Regions from separate parts of the Homo sapiens genome. Here region 1 is linked to region 2. Evidence: chromatin loops called from intact Hi-C (ENCODE). Cell type or tissue: IMR-90. All regions are shown on one strand. Links, peaks and the distances in the headings refer to the core of each region. The heading gives the core; the rest is flanking DNA. Region 1 overlaps LOC105375180 (a long non-coding RNA gene). Region 2 has its middle 180 kb from the start of MIR3146.

The links. Hi-C counts contacts between places; a loop is a spot of excess contacts. Peaks named below come from ENCODE experiments on the same cell type or tissue, not always from the same donor. Only the 100,000 strongest peaks of a DNase experiment are listed, where the experiment ranks them.
Region 1: a loop joins it to region 2, with 4 times the contacts of the local background. A loop is called at or near these places in 1 of 110 quality-filtered maps.

Annotation. Positions count from the first base shown.
Region 1 is chr7:19,580,883-19,589,232 of GRCh38, reverse strand. It overlaps LOC105375180 (a long non-coding RNA gene), which reads right to left. Exons shown (of 5, transcript XR_007060245.1): 3 at 1-98. Among named protein-coding and RNA genes, the nearest start is that of MIR3146, 120 kb to the left of the region's middle. In IMR-90, for the core only: no CTCF peak of the experiment used is centred there; no DNase peak of the experiment used is centred there.
Region 2 is chr7:19,518,809-19,527,158 of GRCh38, reverse strand. No RefSeq gene overlaps it. Among named protein-coding and RNA genes, the nearest start is that of MIR3146, 180 kb to the left of the region's middle. In IMR-90, for the core only: no CTCF peak of the experiment used is centred there; a DNase peak (open chromatin) is centred at 4,488.

The DNA.
Region 1 (8,350 bases), core at 58-8,057, 62 kb before region 2:
CCTGGAAAAGACCAGAGGGCTTACTGTGATTCTTTTAAACTCCTCCCCAGTTCCAATCGAACTGTAAAACAGTTGTGTCTCTTTACAGATCCTGAAAGCTGATATGAAATTATATGAGCAAGTAAGTATTCAACTACATATTTTCTAATTTTAGGATTTTTAGTATTCCTCTTAAAAATCATTGGTGGTTTTATACTCAGACGCTGGAAATGTTAAACAAACTAAAAAAAAGGCCAAGTCACCTAAGGAGTACTGTATGTAATCAAAAGTTTGTGATAAAAGTTAAAGCTTGTATCTACTCTGTCAGCCCTGTTGTTCAGTAGTCTCAATCATTATTTAAAATTCCAGTATTACGTATAATTGCTTTTACTTCAAATGGCATAAGAACGAAACAAAGGAGAAATTTGTGAGATTGTCTTTTAAGAAAAAATCCAGCAAATATGGTAGCCATAGTGTTCCTGTCAGTTACTAACGATGGAACAAATAGTAAAGTTTTCTACAGGAACTTCAGGGGATCTGTGCCTGCTACCTCTCCACAGTAGCTATCTCCTTCTAACCTGGGTGGCAAGGAGAAAGCAATTCTTCCTCCCAATATGTCTAACAAGCTCCTCTCATAACTTCTTTCTTAGAAGAAAAAAAGTGGAAGAAAAATCATACTAAAAATAGGAATCATATTTCTATAAACATTAATGCTAGTGCAGGGTATAGAAAAACACCGATTTCACAGAAAGAATAGATGCATAATCACACATTAACAGCTAGCAGTTTTCAAAGCATATATTTGAAGGCTTCAATAGAAATCAGTTTATAAAATCTCAGTTCTTTGAGACAGATTAATTACATAAAGAAAACCTAACACTTAGGGCCCTGAAGCAGGAAGCCTAATATCTATCAGTAGGCAGGTTTAGATAAGAACCAAGGGAGGCACAGAAATGAACTACTTCCCTGCCCAATTTGGCTAAGCCTTCCTACCAATTCCATGCTGGAGAAATTAGAACTGATACAACATTATCCTTTTTAAAAAATAACTTACTGTGATTTAAATACAAAGTAAACTGAATATGGGGAATCACTTTCAACATACCCACTTGTCAATTTCTTCAAGTCCTAAATTTAAAAACTGCTATCAATTGCTGCATATAGGTTCCCAGACAGCATAGAACCTCCCTGATTATGAGAGTCAAGGTGCTGGTGCTGAGTTATGACAAATCTAGATATGCAGTTCCTTTAAACGCCTTTCTCAGAAGCGTACTTTTGTCTGGCTGTACTCGCAATGACATTGTTTTGTTGCAAAGAAAAACATATCTAACTCCTGAAAAAAGTGGGCAAATCATTTCATTTAGAGATACACCCTTAATAATAGAAAGAAAATAATCTAAACATAATAATAAGACAAAATAGAATGTTATTTATCATTATTACTACATCAAATTGCTTTTGGTCTGAAATTTGTCCTCTAATGAGTCTGGACTTTATAGTTCTGGTCTCATCTCATTTACTATTTCACAGCATCTATAGTCAAAACGCCAGGCACAGTGTACATGGACCCTTTCCTAGCATCTTACAAAGCTAAAAACAAGGTATCCATATGGCTGGAGTCTCATCTGGAATTTGGGGTACTCTGTCAGGTTTACTCAGGTTGTTGGAAGAAGTTTTCTGCAGTTGCAGGACTGAGGTTCCCTTCTTCTTGGTGGCTATTGGCCTGGGACCACACTCAGCCCCTAGAGGTCATCCTAAGTTCCTTGCCACATCCCTCAACCACAGTCTATTAACGACATGGTGGTTGCTCTTTCAAGGCCAACAAGGGAATATCTCTGTCTCTTTTAATCCTTCTGACTTATTTTAAGGGTTCACCTGATTAGATAGGGCCGGTCCAGGATAATCTTTCTCTCATAAACTCAATTTATGTGAGACTTTCATTATATCTGTAAAATCCCTTTACAGACCCACCTAGATTACTATTTAATTCAATAAATGAAAGAAAATGTGTATAACAGAGGGGTGGGGATATTGGGGCCATCTTAGAATTCTGCCTTCCACAATCATATGCTTAACTCAAAACTCATCATCATTATTGTCCCATGTATGACTATTTTATTGATTTACTTTTACATTTATTTAATACTATAATGAATAGCTACAAACCTCCTGTTCAACTCAAGAAGCAGAGCATAGTAATAATTACCAATGTTTACCAAAATGTACTTCCACATTCTATCTTCCTGATAAGCAATAGCTTTCTAAATTTCATTTATTATTCATAATACTTAACATTTTTACCAATATACATGTCCACATATTTCATTTCACTTATTCTGAACTTAAGATACACTGTAAGTATTCTGCTGGGACTTGCTTCATCCGTTGTGCTTGTATAATGTTATTACTTCCATCTCCTTGGTTGGTATAACTTCAGGGGTTTGATTAAAAAGCCTTTTGTACATCTTGTAGATAAGAAAACTAAGGTATAGAAAGCCCTTACAATATCATTTTGTATTGGTGGACTTTTATCACCAAAACTCACTGTCATTTCTACTGTTTAGTACATTTCAATGAAATCACCTACAGTATATTAAAAGATGTTTATTTGTACCATTATAAATAAAATTTGAAAACTTTATTAATGAACCAAATTATGCTAAAATCAGTAAAACTCTTCCCAATGTGTCACGATACAAATAACAAAACACAAAATTATCTTGTCAGAGTGGTTAGAATTTCTGCAGTACCCCTTTATAAATTATAGAAAAAGAAACATAATAAGTAAAACTCTGGATTTAAACTGACTTTTTCAAAAACCACACAAACCACTATCTGAAATTCTCAAATGATATTCCTGGCAATTACTGTGTATTTATTGAATAACAATGAATGGTTAGCATCCCATAACAGGCATAATATAAAATATTTGTAGAATGAAAAACTTCCTGTAATACATGTTGTTATTATTGGAAGGAGTAACTTTAGCAGGATAAGCAATGCTTTAAAACAGGAGTTATTGCCACTTGATAGAGATGGTATAGTGTAGTACAGCTAAAAGACAGAGTGGTGGGTAGTAAAAAAGTTAGTATTTCTTAAACTTTATGATCTATAAGGATAGGTTTCTTTATACAAGGTATTGGATGAAGGAGGAAAGAAGTTGACTATTTCCTTCAGCTAACTGTGTGTTTGGAAAGGGACCCCCCTTAGAGTCACGAGACCAGATGGTTATGCGATAGCTGCATTTATCAGGTCTATCAGCTACCTCCTTTTGCATCATCCATTCCTTGTGTTATTGCACAACCACCAGAGACATCAGTTATTAGAGAGTGGGTAGAGAGGAGTAAATATTTGGATGCAAAAAGGACAGATCAAGAACAAGATATGACTATATGAAATATAACTTTAGGAATATCCCTTGCTTCTGCCTCTCCAACCCCCAAATCTTTTATATGGTGTTCTGTGTCATTTTAACTGTGCACAGTCAAATGAAACTGAAATTTACTTTAGCAACAAAATGAACTTAACAGTCCTGAATCCTGCCTCCTGTCTGTCATTTTCCTCTTCCTTTTAACTAGTGTTGCCTATGACTATCTCCCAGACATTTGTGTAGTTCACTCATCTTAACTTGGTTGTCTCCTTAAACAATTAGGAGTCCATGAACTTTATTGTGAGAATGAATACTGACCTCTTACGAGCATTTCCTAATCCAGTGTGTCCTGTCCTGTCTTCCATAAATTGATTTTTTAGACTATTAGATATTGAGATAATTAGAAAAGCTTAGGCCAATTGGGATTACATATAAAGGCCATAAAACAAATAAATAAAATAGAGTTTAATGAACCAACTATAGACCACAAAATATAATTACAGCAGCAGCAGCAGAGATTTATAAAACCAAGAATGTCTTCTCTTGTTTAGTATACTTAGCTCTTACTGTACTTAGCAGGAAAATTTGCTAATTACAATAAGGTAATCTTAAAATGACAACGTATACTTTAAAATCTTAAGACACATTAGAATTCTAAGTAATCATGACAGAATTTAACTTGTTGAAAAGCCATTTAATTTACCAATAGTACTGGTACACAGGTGAATAAGGAATTCAATAAGTAGCAAATGAAATAGATCACTGATGGCCCCAATAATGAATATTTGGGGCTACAAGTCTCTATATCAGCATTGAGTGTTTTTGTTTTTGATCACATAGCAACTGTGCCCTGTCCACAAGATCATAGGCTCATGGAATTTTTTTCAGGACCTACTAATTTGTGCTAAAAATCTTATGAAAAATATCACCAGCTTTTAATGACACAAAACTTTCTCTTTAAATTTTCATTTAATTTAAAAGATAATTGTATATCCACATGCTATTGTAAAAAAAAAATAAGAGATTTCATGTATCTTTTAACCAATTCTTCCCAATGGTAACATCTTGAAAACTGTAATCCAATATTGCAATCTTAATATTGACATTGATACAGTCAAAAAACACAGCATTTTCAATATCACGGGTCCCTTATGTTGTACTTTCATAGCCACAGGCCTTTCCCAACTTAAACTCTGGCAACCACTAACCTGTTCTCTATTTCTGTAATTTTTTTCATTTCAATGAAATATAAATGGCCTCATATGTTATATAACCCTTATAGCCTAATTCTGTGGATCATTATTCAGTTTGCTGCATTTATCATTATCTTGCTCATTTTTTTGCTGAGTGGTATTTCATGGTATAGATGTATCACAATTTAAGTGTTCACTCATTAACAGACAACTGGGTTGTGTCCAATTTTTGTATATTATGGATAAGACTAGTATAAACATGTACAGATTTTGTGTGAACAGAAATCTTCATTTCTCTGAGATAAATGTCTAGGATTGCAATTTCTGGTTTTATGTTAGCTGCATGCTTAGTTCTTTATGAATGTACCAAACACATTTTCCACAGTGGTTGTACCACTTTCATTCTCACCAGCAATATATTTAGTGATCCAGTTTCTCTTATTCTCTCTAGAATGTGGTATTGCCACTATTTCTATTTTAGCCATCTTAATAGGTATACAATAATATATCAATTTGGTTTAATTTACATTTCCTTAATGACTTGTGATGCTGAAGATCATTTTATGTGCTTACTTCCCAAGTATATATCCCTCTTCAGTAAAATGTCTTTTCATGGTTTGAACCATTTTCTTTTTTTAATTAATTAATTTTTAAATTTTGTGGGTACATAGTAGGTGTATATATTTATGGGGTAAATTAGATGTTTTGATATAGGCATGCAATGTGAAATAAGCACATCATGCAGAAGGGGGTATACATTCCCTCAAGCATTTATCCTTTGAGTTACAAATAATCCCATTACATCCTTTATTTCAAAATGTACAATTAAGCTATTATTGACTATAGTCGCCCTATTGTGCTATTGAATAGTAGGTATTATTCATTCATTCTAATTTTTGGAGCCGTTAACCAAACCTACCTCCCCACTACTCTTTAGGTTTAATTATGAGAGTTCCTTCTGTATTCTAGATACTGTTCTCTTGTCAGATATGTGGTTAGCAAATATTTTTTCCCAGTCTATACCTTATTTTTTAATACTCTGAACACGGTGTTTTGTAGAAATGTGCATTTTTTAGTTTTGGTTAAGTCTAATTTACCAGTTTTTCCTTTTATGAATTGCATTTGTTGTGTTAAGTTTGGGAACTTATTGCCTAGACCTTGCTCTGATACAGTTGTGGATTTCTCTATTAATAATTTTTCTTTCAATTCTGGGTTTTTTCCTTACACATTTAATAACTCTGTTGCATAGTGCATACATATTTAGCACTGCTACATCTTCTTTGTAACTTAAGCCTTTTATAATTGTATAAACTCCATGTGGTAATTTTTTATTTTTTGCTCTGAAGTCTGATATTAACATAGCTTCTCCTGCTTTCCTTTGATTAATATTTCTATGAAATATATTTTCCATCCTTTTTACTCTCAACCTGAATATGTCACTATATCTGAAGTGACTTTACTGTCAACAGCCTATAGTTGGGTGGTTAATTCAATGTGTCAACTTTCATTTTTTAATTGGTGAATTTAGACTATTCACATTTAGTGTAATTATTGATATGTTAGGGTTCGAGTTTGCCATTTTGTTTTTGTTTGTTCTGTTTTTCACTTCCTTGTCTTTTTCATGATCTCTGAGTTCAGTAAACACCTTTTTAGAATGTTATTTTGAAGTTATCTATATAATGGACTACATCTCTTTGTAAAGATTTTTGCAGTGGTTGCTCCAGGCATTACAATATATGTGTATAACTTACCACAGTTTATTGATGTCCTTATTTTACCAGTTTGAGTATAGAAATTTATCTCCCTTTATGTCTCTCCCATTTGTAACATAATTATCTTAAATATTTTCTGACTCTATAGAGATATTTGGTAAATTATTTCTTTCTTCATTCATCAAACAGCATTTTGAAAACCCAAGATAAAATAAAAGCCTACTGTACGTACTCATATTTTTGCTTACTGTGTTCTGTCGTTCTTCCTGGAATTCTAAGTTTCTTTCATTTGTACCTTTCTGTTTAGGGAATTTCCCTTAGCCATTATTTTAGGGTAAAATTATGGGACTAATTATTTTAGTTTTTCTTCCTCTTGATTTCCCTTTCATTCCTGAATGGTATATTCACTGTCTATAGAATTCTGAGCTGACAGTTCTTTTCCTGTAGCACCTGAAATATACTGTTGTCATTTTCTTCTCATCTCCATGGTTTCTGATTAAAAAAATCTCATCAATCTGGTTAATCCGATACATAAGGCATTATATTTGTCTGATTGCTTTCTAGATTTGTCTTTAATTTTCAGTAGTTTAATTGTGATGTGCTTTGTCATCGATTACTTTGTGTTTATCATATTTGGGTCTTATATATAGTACCTTGAACTTGTTAAGTTTTTATCTCTTGCCAAATTTTGAAGGTTTCTGGACATTGTTTCTTTGGTAATTTTTTCAGACCTGCCCTCTCTTCTCTTCTAAAACTTTGAAGGATATTAGATATTTTGTTATGATCACCAAGGTCCTTGAGGCTCTGTTCATTTATGGTCAGCCAATTTGCTCTTTCTCACTCAGATTGGGTAATTTCAATTATAGTGCTTTCTTCAGACCCCTCCAGTCTACTATGAAGGCTATTTATTCACTGGCCTGTTAATTTCAGGTATATTTTTCAGTTGTAAAATTATCATGTAGTTCTTTATATCTTCTATTTCCTTGTTGAGACTTGAATTTTTCATTGGTTTCAAGTGTGATTTTAATTGCCCACTGAAGCATTTTTATGACATCTCCTTTAAGATATTTATTAGATAATTCTAACACCTGTGTAGTATTTCTGTTAATATCTTCTGATTTTTTGTTTCATTCAGTATGAGATTGTCCTCATTCTTGGTGTGACAAGTAATTTTCGATTGCAACTTGGATATTTTTGTGATATGTTCTAAGATTCTGGGTCTTATTTAAAACTTCAGTTTTAGCAAACTTTCATTAGCACTTCTCTGGCAGGGGAAGAGGGACCTCTGCATCATTAATGTTAGTTGGTGGTAAAGGCAACATTCTCCACTCATCTTCCATTGACACAAGACAGGAGCTAGCTTCTAGTTATGCTGCATGGGGTATCTATTGTGAAAGTCCTAACTCTCCCCTAGGTCTCCACTGACTCCACTCCAATGGGAAGGTGAAGAAGTGCCTTGTTACTGCTGGGTGAGTGTGGATGAAAAGGCTCCACTCTTGCCCTCTGCTGATACTGAGGCTTGGAGTGATGGCTCACTAATGGCCAATAAAGATGAAAGTCCCAGTTCTCTATGTGGCTTTTCTTGACATCACACAGTGGGGAGTTGTGGTGCCTCGTTGCAACCTCAGGCAGGTGAATTCTAGACACCCCACTTAGCTTTTACTAGTAGGGTTTGGGGAGATGCCCTACTGTTTCATGTGGTTTTTGGCTAGAGTACTTATTATCTAAATGTTTTCTTTTTTGTCATGGCTCATAGAATGTTAATGTTTAAAGGAACTTAAGAAATTGTGTTGTTTAATTCTTTAATTTTACTTATGAGGCCCAGAAAAAATTTAATGTATTGCTGATGATAAATATTTCTACTTAGTATCAGATATTGTATTAAAACATAAATGTTTGGATTCCCACTTCAATATTGTTTTCATTTGTCAGGCACTTTGTACAACCTCAGTTAATTCAAGGGATGGAAGAGTACCATTCTAGATATTTAAAAATTACTTTGCTCTTTTAGACAACTATGTATTCGTAAATTTAATGATCCAAACATAAATGTTTCCCTTCATTATATCAATGTAAATATAGCAAAATCCCAAAAC
Region 2 (8,350 bases), core at 178-8,177:
AATTTTAATTTGCTCATTATTCTCTTTGAAAAATATACATAATTGATAATAAATGAAGTAACCAGGTTATTAGACTTTGGCCTAAGAAACTGGAGCCACAATATAATGTGTATTCACAGCGGCCACTTTTCCAAAACTGAAATGCTAAACAAGTCTAAAAAAATATCCAGCCTAAATGAGCAGTTGGTAAAGCAATCAGCCTTTCACACTGGAACAAGCAACAAACATATGCAATGACCTTAGCGTTTCTCTTTTGATTTATAGCACCTTGGAAAGCAGCTTAACAAGGTGACACAGAACTTCCAGAGCAGTTGCAGTCAATTTATTGTCTAAGTTGTTAAAGACGTTAATTAGATTAGGAATTTGCTGAGGCCTTTTATTCCTTGTAGAAAGAAGAGTGTTTCTAGTGTTTCTCTTTGAAATTCAGCTTTGTGGCATAAAAATACAGGAAAGAAGAAATCCTACACTCAAGGAAATTGTAGGGTCCCATTGAATGCCATAAAATTGTAAAAATTCCAATAATAACATTTAGAAAAGAGCCAAGAAAGTACCAGACCTGTTTTTAAAAATAATATACTCCAGTGATTCCTGAGCTGTTTGATGTACATAAGACAAAAAGTGGGCACATCATGGATGGTATATCTAGGAGGCCTGGGCTTACGGAATGGAAATTATATCAGGGAGCAAATCCAAGCATGCACTGAGACAAAACAAAGAGTTTCCAGAAAAACAACAGGCAGGGCTTTTTAGTCCAGTGCAATGAGCATCACTCTGTATGTCATTTTAGCACTCTGGACAAATGTTTTAATAGTGAGTTGTTGCATAGGCATTGGAAAGGTCATTAGATACTTTGCTTTTAACACAATTCCTTTGCAGTAGTCCATTGTGGGAACATGTTTTGCCTTAAATTAAACACAAGAAAACATAAAACAGTCCAGTAAATTACCTATTCATCTATAAAAAGCGTGAATAGAAAATTTTCTCAGAAATGTAACTGCAAGCATTAAAAAGCAAGACTGCTATTCAATTAATGGGGTAAGTAGAATATTAGGATAATTATTCTAATGTTCTAGTAATATTGGTAAAGATTAAGTTGTAATGATTGATCCATTGTTGAAGGCAATTTTTCTAAAATTATTTTAGAAATGTAGATATGCTGACAAATGCAGGGTAATTATTCACAATAGCATTCAGGAAGAAAATGCATAAGGTAATAGCAAAGTTAAGTATTTTAAGCATATATGATCTAGGCAAGGTCACCTTAGGAAAGAAAAGCTGCTGCATGGTCCAAGGAACCTGAATAGGCTGGATACTTAGTCAAAGACTTGAGTCCTTCACATAAAGTCCTTTTATTCTAACTTAAACAGTAACTAATATTTCAGGGAAAGGGCTTCAGATTTTGTGAACTAGCTTTTTAGCATGCCTAGCAGACAGTCTTTGGTCATTTAAGAAGATGAGGGTGAGCACCTTGCACTGTGTGATCTTCAATTTTCTACCCTCCTCCTCCTCCAAGACTGATCAGGGGAAGAGGTGGGGGTAAAGCTTAGAATCAAGTCAATTACCAAGAGGTTCTGAGGACTGGGAAAGGCCTAAAGCTACCTTCGGCCATGACTCTTTTAAAATAGTCAGAATCTATTTAAATAACTCCACAGTGGTGGCCCCTTTTAAGTAAAGCTAAAAAGTTTTTCCAGTAATTCCACCCAATGTATGGTGTTATAGACAAAATTTGTTTCTCCCAAATTCATATATTAAAGCTCTAACACCAATGTGATTCTATTTGGAAATGGGGCCTCTAAGGAAGTAATCAAGATTCAATCAGGTCATAAGAGTGGGGCTTTGATCTGATAGGATTAGTGACCTTATAAGAAAAGACAACTAGCCTGGGCACAGGGGCTCATGCCTGTAATCCCAGCACTTTGGGAAGCCAAGGCGGGTGGATCACCTGAGCTAACGAGTTCAAGACCAGACTGGTGAAACCCCGGGGGTCTCTACTAAAAATACAAAAATTAGCCTGCATGGTGACACATGCCTGTAATCCCAGCTACTCGGGAGGCTGAGTCAGGAGAATTACTTGAACCCAGGAGCTGGAGGTTGCAGTGAGCTGAGATCGTACCATTGCACCAGCCTGGGCAACAAGAGCAAAAGTACATCTCAAAAAAAAAAAAAAAAAAAAAGAAAAGAAAAGAAAAGAAAAGAAAAGAAAGAAAGAAGAAAAGAAAAGAAAGGAAAAAGAAAAGACAACTAAGGGATCTCCTCTATGGGCATGAATGGCAGAAAGGCCATCCAAGGACATAGTGAGATGGCAGCTGTCTACAAGCCAGAAAGAGAGCCCTCGCCAGAAATTGAATTGGCTGGCACCTTGATCATGGACTTCTATAGCCTCCAGAATTGTGAGAAAATGCATGCCTGTTGTTTAAGCTATCCAGTCTGTGGTATATTGCTGTTACAGCATCTCGAGCAGACTAATACAGATGGCATGAATGCAGGGCATTGGAAAAATGTGAGAATATTTTTATAGTTTCCTTAAACATTGTGATACTTGTTTGGGGGAATTGTTGGTGAAAATAACAATTTCTTTTTGACTAGTTGTTACTTGGTACATTGGGCATATCTCAGAACAGCTACAATTTTAGACTTAAATTTATGGTGCCATTCATTCTTGTAAAAATTTCTCATCTTTGTGGTATTCCTTTCTGCTTCTTCATTTTCAGGTGTTTGACCTCTAGAACTCAGAAAATCTTCAACTTCTTTACTATTGCCGTGAGTTACTATGCAATAAGACAAAATATTAAATAGATCTTCTTTTCATGCTTGCTGGTAATCTGTAAATATACCTAAAAGGCATCAAGAGATTAACACCGCATTATTTTATATGACTACGCCAACAATTTGCCTCTATAAGATATATATGGTAGAGTGCAATTTTTACAGTGCAATTTTGTAACCTTTCTTATTTCAGTATAAATTAGTATAATCCACAATTTAACATCCAAATATACAGTTACTTTGTCTATGAAATATTTTTTAGATATAAACTAAAAAGCTCAGGTTAAGAGGTAAATACAGCTTCAAATATATGGGGTGTTACCTGAAAAAAACACATATTTAGGAAGTTATTTTCTTTTTATTTATCTAAGCCTAAATTTTTAAATTATAAATTAAAGGTAGTCAGGATGCTGGAAAGAAATTAATTCTGCATCAACACTTTTAAAATTGCATAAGAAATTAAGTAGAGATATTTCTAATTCTAATATCGGTGATAAATTTACAAGGAAACTTGTCAGAAAATGGATAGGCTGGTAAGGGAGATGTGATTATGCACATTATTTAGAATTTTTTAATGAAATAATAAAATGTTTCTTATATGAGAATGTCTGATTATTATCAAAAAGGAAAAATGTCTGAGTCATAAATCTGTCTGTCTATTTATTCACAATCATGAACCACTGTAACTTGTTTGGGTTGTAATGGTTGGAGTACTTTTCATATTTCCCAACTGGAGTTTATGTTCCCTGATGGCAGAAATCACAAATGTATGGTTCTCAGTTTTAGCCAATTATTGTTTTGCTCAGCTCTTCCCTTTCTTTTTTTGGTTAATTCCCTTTGCATTTTCCTCTAGAATTATGCCATTACTTATCTAATCTTAAATCTTCTATTTGTGCTTGCCTCCCTTCACTCTCAGCAGGTATCTTGTTTCCTACTTCACAGAAAAAAAAAAGTAGAAGCCATGAGGCAAGAACTCCCTAAACTTGCTTCTTCTAGTCTTTACTACAAAGATTAATGAAAAAAAAAGGTGAAATTAAATGTACTTCGAGAATACTAATAATCACAATAGTTCAGAATAAGTGTTTATAAAGAAAACTCTTGAAAGACCACCAAGATGAGAACAAATTACATAAAGAAATAGAAAACAACAAAAGATGAAATAATAGAAGACATATCATAAAAGTCCAGGTTACAAAATATAGAGATGCTGAAAAACAATGCAAATAGCTTAGAAACAACAATCCACTGTATGGGCACAAATAACTTTCTTAATCACAAAAAGAGCTGATTTGAGAGCCCTAGAGATTGCCAAAATGTTCAAGCAAAACCAGTGTATTAAGTTCAATTGCATACACACATACACAAATGCCCCCAGAAAAAATTATTAAATTTCAAGATTAAAGAATTTTTCTAGCATCCAGAAGGAAGAAAAGAGGTTACTTTCAAAGAAGTAAAATCTAATCAGTCTCATATTTCTTCTTCATGACAATAAACATTTCACAATGCAATGAAAAATTGTCTTCAAAGATTTGACAGGGGAGAGAATTACACCCTAACGATTTTATTTTATTATAAAACATCCTCAGATTTACAAGGTTTTGGAAAATGAAACAACACAATAGTTTTTTCTTCCAAAGATTTCTATGTGGTCAGATGACTCAAACAAGAACAAGCCCAAGAACTGAGGAGTCACAGTGGAAACAGACTGACACTGAATATGAAAGCGAGCTAAAGATCACAAATAAGGTGAAGGGAGAAAATAAACACTCACTTGAGTCAGAAACGTTCCAGTTTTACAAAACACCACATGGAATTTATCCAGTTTCTTAAGCTCACACTATTAATATAAGATGGAGCTAGTATTTATATCCAGATCTATCAGCTTCCAGAAGGCAAAGGAAATGAAATTACTATTTTTGAGAGGGTGTGTGAACCAATTCCTAAATAACTGTCACCATGCTATCAAAACAGTACAAATGAGAAAACAGAAATGTTGATAGTAATTTAGTATACATATAGATGTATAATTTAGTATGTATATATGTTGCATGTATATACATATATATACACACATATATATAGGATTTGCAGTGCTAGGTTGAATAAATGAAGATAAGCAAAAGAAAAAAAATGCAGGCCAAGAAAATTTATAATCGTTTCTTACAAAATGGGTTTTAAATTATTTTTATTTGTAATTTAATTATATAATTGGGCATTATGTACATTTACCCATAATTATATCATTAAAATAATTAAAATCACAATAAATTTCTGACAAATCAGTGCAAAAGATAAAGGAAGCAGTCTGTATAACAAAAAAGAAAACGAGAAAAAGATGGCAGCCTGAATAACCTATTTGTGACTGAATTTATTGTATTCGTGTATCCTTATTTTACTTGATGTCTCATTTAGAAGTTTGAGCTCTCCTATCTCTTTGGTTGCCCTTTCTCAACTTCCTTTGCCAATTTTGCTTCTTATACCAAATTAAATGTTGAATGTTTTAGTCCATCCAGGCTGCTATAACAAAATACCACAGTCTGGGAGGCTTATAAACAGAAATTTATTTGTCATAGTTCTAGAAGCTGAGAAGACCATGATTAAGGCAGGTTTGATGTTTGGAGAAAGCCCGCTTTCTGGTTTCTAAATAGCACTTTCTTGCTATGCTCTCCCATGATGGAAGAGGCTAGCTAGATCTGTGGTGTCTCTTTCTTAAGGGTGCTAATTCTATTCATGAGAGCTCTATCTTCATGACCTAATTACCGCCCCAAAGTCACACCTCCTAATACCATCACCTTGAGAGTCAGGATTTCAACATACAAATTTTGGGGAAAACAAACATTCTCGCCATAGCTTTTGAGAACATCAAGGCTTGGCCCAAGGCCCTTTTACCTCCTTGACAGTTTTATCTTTAAAAAATTATTCTTTTCCACCTACTGTATCTGTCAATGACCACCAGTTTTATATCTCCTAATATAAATTTATCTACTCAAAATTTATTAAGATTTTCCAGCCCTCTCAAACTCAGTATGATAAAAACTGAACATCTTCTATCCTTACCTCCCCAGATCAGGATTCTCATCCAATGTTTCTAACCTCATTAAAACTCATCACTATACCCCCTCAGCTGCTCAAGTCATAACTTAAGAATGGTCCCGGGCCTCTGTCTCTTCTTCAGCACAATCCCTTTACCCCATCTATTCCAATTAGTCTTACTGATTCTTTTTCCTCTAAATCTAGGTGTATCCATTTAACTCCAAATTGCCAAAACTGTTTTAGTGCAGGTCATGATCGTCAGTCATTCCACGTCATCTAAACCTTTCCAGCTGGTCTCCCTTTGCCCATCTTTATTTCCTTCCAAACCATTCTCTATTAAAGTTGAATTTTTATAAAGGCTAGTATCAGAATGTCATCCTTTTCTTTAAAATTCTCTGTACTTTTAAAATAGAATCACCATATGTCGCCATTTATGCTCATGTCCAGGCATAATTATTAATAGCGCCTCCTGTCTTTCTCAAAAGTATCCCAGCTTATGTGAGAAATAACATATCACTGTTCTTCTGAGGGCTTTCCTGACCTGCACAGCTTCTCTGACTTCCTCTCCAGACTCACGTCATCTACTCCCCACCTTGCCACCTATACTTTCAACATGGCAAACTCTCTCTTTCTCTTCTTTTCTCCCCTACCCATCTTTTCTTTCCTTTTGCCTCTAGCCAGTTACCTATAAACAGATAAGAAACAAAAAGCAAAACCAAAAATTTAATCTTGTTTTTTACTGGATGACTCATACTCACCCTCCATATTTTAGAAAAACAATGTACTTGCTTTAACTTCCCCTAGTCCTTAGACTTAGAATTTCCTGCTATGTCTTTCATAACACATATTACCTCCCTACTATGAACAACAGTTTATTGTATCATAACAATTTATTGTGATTTTTTTCTATAATCCTCAGTGGAATATAAAAGTTATCAAGACTGGGTCATCTTTTTTATCATTTTATCCTCAGTTCTCAGTCACCAACAGTTAATAAATATTCCTAAAAGTCATAAAAATGTTAGTACATTCTTGAAAGTCATAAAAGAATTAAAAGAATACCAGTCATAACAACTTAGACCATCTTTCAAAACTCTTCCTCATACATAAGTAATTTTTTCCCATTGGCTTAGAGCATTTTAACTATAAAGTCTGTATCATTTGAAGGAGAATATTTAAAGAAAAGGCAACACATTATGTGCTTGGAGCATGCCAAAAGTTTTGCTTCTCTCCCATTGGCTATATTTTTATAGTTAAATATCTTCTAAGGTAAATTGCCTTCGTAGCAGATCTCTAAATCTTGAAAGGCTTTAAAAGAAGCCTTCCTATTTTCCTTCTTAGAAAATTGCAGCTGCATAGTGTTGGCAACCAGGCACACTACATTCTTCATCTCTTCCCATTTTCTCTCAAGCAGCTGTGGGTATTTTCTCACAGGACTTCCTTTCATTCCCTTCTCCTTTCATGATCACCCTTCTGAAATTCTGTTGCTGGTAACAATCACAGGCTGCAAGTACTTTGTGGAGATATGTGTACTTGTCCATTGGCAAGGCTTCCGAAGCACATGAGGACCTGCCAAATGTGTAGATTGGGAGGCTAATTATGGCCAGTGGGTAGCTATGAAACCCTTTCTTCCTCTGTGTCTCAATTCAGTCTCTCGTCTGGTTCAGATTTCAGTGTGATATTTCACCCTCCTGCCCCTTCATTCTGTGGCTGGAGTGTTAAGTGTTGATGAGATAATTCTTGGATCAAATCCAAGGAGTGCTTTAAAAATTTAATGTATGTGGGTAATGAATAATGATCTCACACTGTGCATGACCCAGAGTACTTGAGTGTGTCGTGTTACTAAATTACCCTTAGGTAACCATGACTGTGTCTGGGTGGTCACCAGTAGCAAAGGAAGGTGAAGGGTGTCTCTGAGTGTATGTGGTGGAGGTAGATGAGGGCAGAAGGGAGTGGTCTGTCGCATCAGTCTCAACATATTCATACTCTTAATTGGCCTGTCACTTACACAATTTTTATATATCTTTGTGAAAGCATTTGATTTTATAGGTATGTATTTTACTGTTCCTGAAACTACTATAATTTCTATTAAAAGTCTGAAATAGGTTTAGTACTTGTGCGGCTTTCAAAACAAAAAGGTCTATAAAATATCCAATATTTTTCAAGCTTATCCAAATATCTGCAATGTTCATTTGAAAAGGAATTTCATTAATAATTCATTATTTTCTTGAATGGAATGTACATATAAGATGAACTCTTTATGGGAAAGCAATACTGAAAAACAGAGTTAATATAATAGAAAGCTTCCATAACAATAACTGAAGATTTTTCCACCTTCTAAATGGTTCTACAAGTCCAAGGGATTAGGAGAGGCCTGCAGAAAAAATGTAAATGGAAACGTTTTTATACTTTTACAGTGTATACAGAATCCTCAAAATATAAATCACTGAGTCTGATCCCTTTGAGTTTGGGTACACTCCTACATGAAAATTAAAATAGCAAATCTACCCAAGGAAACATTTATGCCTGATACACAGATAGAACTCAAACC